Linked DNA regions of Homo sapiens: region 1 is linked to region 2. A link is an interaction called in ENCODE POLR2A ChIA-PET data of the cell type or tissue named here. Cell type or tissue: OCI-LY7. All regions are shown on one strand. Each heading gives the region's core, and the rest is flanking DNA. Links, peaks and the distances in the headings are about the cores only. Region 1 overlaps PPP1R8 (protein phosphatase 1 regulatory subunit 8). Region 2 has its middle 2.0 kb from the start of SMPDL3B.

Region 1 (2,809 bases), core at 68-2,567, 92 kb after region 2:
TTGAGATATTCTAAATGTCTTAAGAATGAAGATCCAGGGAGTACCTAACATACTGAACTAAAAGCCATGGAAGTATAGCAGCAGCCTGGATAAGGTGGCCTAAAGGGGAAATGGGCAACAGCAAGGTCCCTGGCTATGAAGCCACTTCTTCAAAACAAAACGACTTCTTAATTGTAAAATTTCTCTTTTTTTTTTTTTTTTTTGAGACGGAGTTTCGCTCTTGTTGCCCAGGCTGGAGTGCAACTGCGCGATCTTGGCTCACCACAACCTCCACCTCCCAGGTGCAAGTGACTCTCCTGCCTCAGCCTCCTGAGTAGCTGGGATTACAGGCATGCACCACCACACCCAGCTAATTTTTTGTATTTTTAGTAGAGATGGGGTTTCTCCATGTTGGCCAGGCTGGTCTCGAACTCCTGACCTCAGGTGATCCGCCCACCTCGGCCTCCCGAAGTGCTGGGGTTACAAACATGAGCCACTGTGCCCGGCCTAAGTTGTACAATTTCTATCGTGCTTTTCTTCCTAAGAGCCAGGAAACTGCCTTGGTGTACAGGAATAGTAAATGCAGGTGGGTGGTTAAGGACATGATTGCATTTGGTCTATTTGAACAGACCAATCACACCAGTGCAGTGACAGCTATGTAAAGGACTATAGCCACACCAAACTACTGGGGTCAGTTTCAAAAAAGGAAAACTTCTAGCACCTTAAAATTAAATCTTATAAAATTCATGGCCCTCAGGACAGCGAGGCCCATGGAAGAACAAAAGCAGTCTGGCTCTATTCAGAAGATTCCTGGACTGTTCAGATAGCACCAAAAAAAGCTACATGAATGAATGAAAATGTCAGTCTCTCTAAGCCAGTGCTGTCTGACAGAACTTTCTGTGAGGATGAAAACATTCTCTCTTTGCACTAGCCAACATAGCAGCCACTAGCCATATGTGACTACATAATACTTGAAATATTGTTAGTGGCTACCATATTGGACAGCATTAGCTCTAAGCAGTCAAGGGACAGAGAAATGTAGCTTCCAGTCTTAGCTTCTAACAGCCAGTGAAGGTGCACAAAACAGCTCAAGGAGACTAGTGGCTGGGACTCAGCCTCCTTGTTAGGCCTGGTGATACACAACCAAATCCATACAATGTGGCTCTCCGAGAGCTGTCACAGCTGGCCACACCAGATTGCCAAAGGCCCATTACTGGACTCAAGAGAACCCCCTGCTGCTAAGTCACTGGCATTTCCAGCTACATAGAACAGCTGTATACTCCAAAAACCAGGGTCCCCAAAGACAAAACAATGACATAAACAGGGAATTACATCAAGCTCAGTTTCCTCCTCTGGAAGCCCCAGTAAGCCCTTGAGTTCATCATCCTCTCCACCCATCTTCTCATCTCCTTTCACAGCCGATGGCAATGTCTGAGGCTTCTCGCGCAGAGTGTATGCCCTTGTGGATGCGCCAAATGAGACCGTGGAATCGATGGGAATTTGCTGAGGCTTGTGAGGTTCCAACCGAATGTGACCCAAGAAAGTGCCGTGTGCTGGGAATAACCAAATCAGAAACGTAAGGGGGAAAACAAAAACAACCTGAGTTTTAGAAGGAAGAGTATGATCGCCAACTCTCTTATCAGGTCAGCTTCCCCCCAGCACATCAGTTTTGCTTTTTTGTCTGTTTTTAATTTATTTTAAAAATGCCATAGTCAGGATCATGGTCAGAAACTCCAGCTTTTTAAAAAATGAAAATGGCACTGGGTCCACCACATCCATCATGTGTTACAGTGAGAAGGAAACTCCCTCACTGAGCCTTGAATCTCCTCGGTGGGTTTCTTATATCCTCAGACCTGTTGTTCCCCCAGATAACAAATACCACTGACCGTTCTCTGCTGCCATACAGGCTTGGCTCCATTCTGGGTCAAATAAGAATGGCTCCAACCCAGCAGAAGCCACGCCTCCCAAAGCAGGAGCTGGACATCACTGTAGTTTTCCCTCTCCAGCTCCAAGTCAAAAGAATATAGAAATTGCTGGCCTGGTGGCAGTTATGCTTAGGTTTTCCCCAGGACAAGAAAGAGCTTGGCTGAAACAGGTGCAATATCAATGCCAAAGCAAGCCAAAATCCTACTATAGATTCTGAATATTTTCCCCTGTTGGCATTCTGCATGTTATAAAATGGGAGAGAAAAGATAAGTATTTGCGAGACAAAGCTCTCCAAGACCCTTATATAAGCAGATTAGGGTGATGTGTGAGTGTATGTTTCTGCGTATGGTAGTAGGAGAGTGGTGGAGTCCAACATGATATGCCCAGGAAGCAGGACCCTTTACATTTTACACTGTATTCACACACGGGCAAAATGAACAAACTTCAGGGCCCCATGCAGTTAAATCTCAATTGCATTTCTGTGGATTATCTTAGGCGAAGTTTAAACTCTTATTAATTGGTGTATGCTTATGGATACTTCAATTAATTAATACTTATGGAGTATTTTATTTTTATTTTTTTGAGGTAGGGCTTGCTTCGTCACCCAGACTGGAGTACAGTCATGCGATAATGGCTCGCTGCAACCTCCACCTCCTGGGCTCAAACGATCCTCCCACTTAAGCCTCCCAAGCAGCTGAGACCATAGCGCACTCCACAATACAGGGCTACTTTTTGTATTTTTTTGTAGAGACGCGGGTCTCATTACATTGCTCATGCTGGTCTTGAACTCCTGGGCTTGAGAGATTCACTGACATCGGCCTCCCAAAGTGCTGGGATTACAGGTGTGAGTCACCATGCCTGGCCTTGCTTATGGAATTAAAACTGGTATTATTCACAGTCAAAG
Region 2 (2,809 bases), core at 187-2,686:
GATCCACCCGTCTCGGCCTCCCAAAGTGCTGGGATTACAGGCATGAGCCACCGCGCCCGGCCCTATTTAAACAACTTTTAAAATTTTTTATTATTTTAACTTTTATTTATTTATGTATTTTTTTAGAGAAGTGTCTCAGGCTGGGTGCAGTGGCTCATGTCTGTAATCCCAGCACTTTGGTAGGCTAAGGCAGGAGGATCGCTTGAGCCCAGGAGTTTGAGGCCATCCTGAGCAACATAGTGAAACACCATCTCTACAAAAAATAAAAAAATTAGCTGGGCATGGTAATACATGTCTATAGTCCAGCTACTTGGGAGGCTGAGGCAGGAGGATCCCTTGAGCCTGGGAGGTAGAAGTTGCAGTAAGCCAAGATTGCATCATTGCATTCCAGCCTGGGTGATAGAGCAAGACTCTGTCTCAAAAAAAAAAAAAAAAAAAAAAAAGAAGGGGGTTGTCTCACTCTGCCACCCAGGCTAGAGTGCAGTGGCAAGATAATAATAGCTCACTGCAGCCTCGAGCTCCTGGACTCAAGCTATCTTCCTATCTTCCTGCTTCAACCTCTGGAATAGCTGGAACTATAGGCACTCGCTACCTCACCTGGCTTTTTTTTTTTTTTTTTTTAGAAACAGCATCTCACTACATTACTCAGGCTGGTCCCAAACTCCTGGCTTCAAGTGATCCTCCCACCTCAGCCTCCCAAAGCACTGGGCTGACAGGTGTGAGCTATCATACCTGGCCCTCACTGTATGATGTTAAATTCCAGTGATCATATCATCTTGAACGTAAACAGTATTTATCTCTAAAAGGTAAGGATTCTCTTTTTCTTTCTTTCTTTTTTTTTTTTTTTTTGAGATGGAGTTTCACTCTTGTTGCCCAGGCTGGAGTGCAATGGCAGGATCTCGGCTCACCGCAAAATCGGCCTCCCGGGTTCAAGTGATTATCCTGTCTCTGCCTCCCGAGTAGCTGGTATTACAGGCATGCGCCACCACACCTGGCTAATTTTGTATTTTTAGTAGAGATGGGGTTTCTCCATATTGGTCAGGCTGGTCTCAAACTCCCAACCTCAGGTGATCTGCCCAACTTGGCCTCCCAAAGTGCTGGGATTACAGGCGTGAGCCACTGCACCCGGCTAGGACTCTCTTTTTCTAACACATTATCAGATCTAAAAAAAAAAATAGTAATTCCACCAGGCGTGGTGGCTCACACCTGTAATCCCAGCTACTTGGGAGGCTGAGGCAGGAGAATCACTTGAACCCGGGAGGCGGAGCTTGCAGTGAGCCGAGATAGTGCCACTGCACTCTAGCCTGGGCGACAGAGCGAGACTCCACCTCAAAAAAAAAAAGAAAGAAAAAGAAAAACAGTAATTCCTTACTTCCACCAGGCAGATATGTGGTCAGTTTCCCTGATGTCACCAAATTTCCCTGATGTCTCTTTTTTTTTTTTTTTTTTTTTACAGCGGGTTCTTTCAAATCAGGGTCCAAACAAGGTCCACACATTGCATTTGGTAGATGTGTCTCTTAAGTCTCCCTTAATTTGTAGCTCTCCTGCCCTCTCCCCATTTTTTCCTTGTTCTTTGTCCTGTGAATTTCCCACATTCTGGAGGATTTGGCTGATTCCTTTCTGGTGGTGTCATTTAACATATTCCTCTGTCCCCCATATTTCCTGTAAACTGATAGTTACAGCCAAGGGTTTGATGACATTCAGGTTTGACTTTTGGGGAAGAAGACTTCTCAGGTGGTCTTGGGTCTTTCCTGTTGTTTTGCATGGCAAAGCACGTAAGATATGGTTGTCCCACCAGCTTAACCTTAATTTACAAGTAGGAGTTAGCAGGAAAAGGAGAAAGCTGGGGAGGAGGGTATCCCAGGCAGAAGGAGCTGAATCATCCCAGAGAGCTGAGTTGGGTGATATTGGGCTTGGGGTGCTAAGCCTGGGGAAGCAGGCAGGAGCCAGGTTGTGCTCAGCTGTTTGAGCTGAGAGCTGTGGGGAGCTATGGCAGAGACACAACCTAATTTGCATTTTAGAAAGATGCACTGGCTCTGTGGAAGATGGATTTTTGGGGAAACCAGCAAGCAAGGAGGCTAAGGCAGGGAAGTTGTCATAGTCCTTTCTGTGCTGTTATAACAGAATACCTGAGACTGAGTATTTAATAAAGAGCAGAAGTGTATTGGCTCACAGTTCTGCAGGCTGGAAAGTGTAAGATCAAGGCACCAGCAGGCTGGGTGTCTGGTAAGGCCATTCGCTTCTTCCAAGATGATGCCTTGCATGCTGCATCCTCTGGAGAGGAGAAAGGCTGAGTCCTCACATGGCATGTCTTGGCAAAGGGCCAAGACAAAAGAAGACCAAACTTGCCCTTTTGTAACAGCATTACTCCCACTCATGAGAGTGGAGCCCTGATGGCCCAATCACCTTCTAAAGGTCCAACCTCCCAATACCTCCATAATGGTAACCAATTATAACACCAGCTTTAGAGCGAACAAGCATTTAAACCATAGCAGAAGTCTTGGTGAAAAGCTGTAAGGGGCTACGCTTAGGAACTGGTAACTAGTAGTAGGGAGGAACTGAAGAGGCTGTGGCTGGGTAATTGGTTGAGTAGTTCCTGTTCTAACTGTATTTTTTTTTTTTTTTTTTTTGAGACGGAGTCTGGCTCTGTCCCCCAGGCTGGAGTGCAGTGGTGCCATCTCGGCTCACTGCAAGCTCCGCCTCCCGGGTTCACGCCATTCTCCTGCCTCAGCCTCCCGAGTAGCTGGGACTACAGGTGCCCGCCACCAAGCCCGGCTAATTTTTTTGTATTTTTAGTAGAGACAGGGTT

What was found. ChIA-PET counts read pairs that join two places held together with the same protein. Peaks named below come from ENCODE experiments on the same cell type or tissue, not always from the same donor. Only the 100,000 strongest peaks of a DNase experiment are listed, where the experiment ranks them.
Region 1: POLR2A ChIA-PET joins it to region 2 with 6 read pairs; 8 of 35 experiments call an interaction of 5 or more read pairs at or near these places.

What each region holds. Positions count from the first base shown.
Region 1 is chr1:27,839,737-27,842,545 of GRCh38, reverse strand. PPP1R8 (protein phosphatase 1 regulatory subunit 8) reads right to left here. Exons shown (of 7, transcript NM_014110.5): 4 at 1,312-1,532. Among named protein-coding and RNA genes, the nearest start is that of PPP1R8, 10 kb to the right of the region's middle. In OCI-LY7, for the core only: no CTCF peak of the experiment used is centred there; no DNase peak of the experiment used is centred there.
Region 2 is chr1:27,931,587-27,934,395 of GRCh38, reverse strand. No RefSeq gene overlaps it. Among named protein-coding and RNA genes, the nearest start is that of SMPDL3B, 2.0 kb to the left of the region's middle. In OCI-LY7, for the core only: no CTCF peak of the experiment used is centred there; no DNase peak of the experiment used is centred there.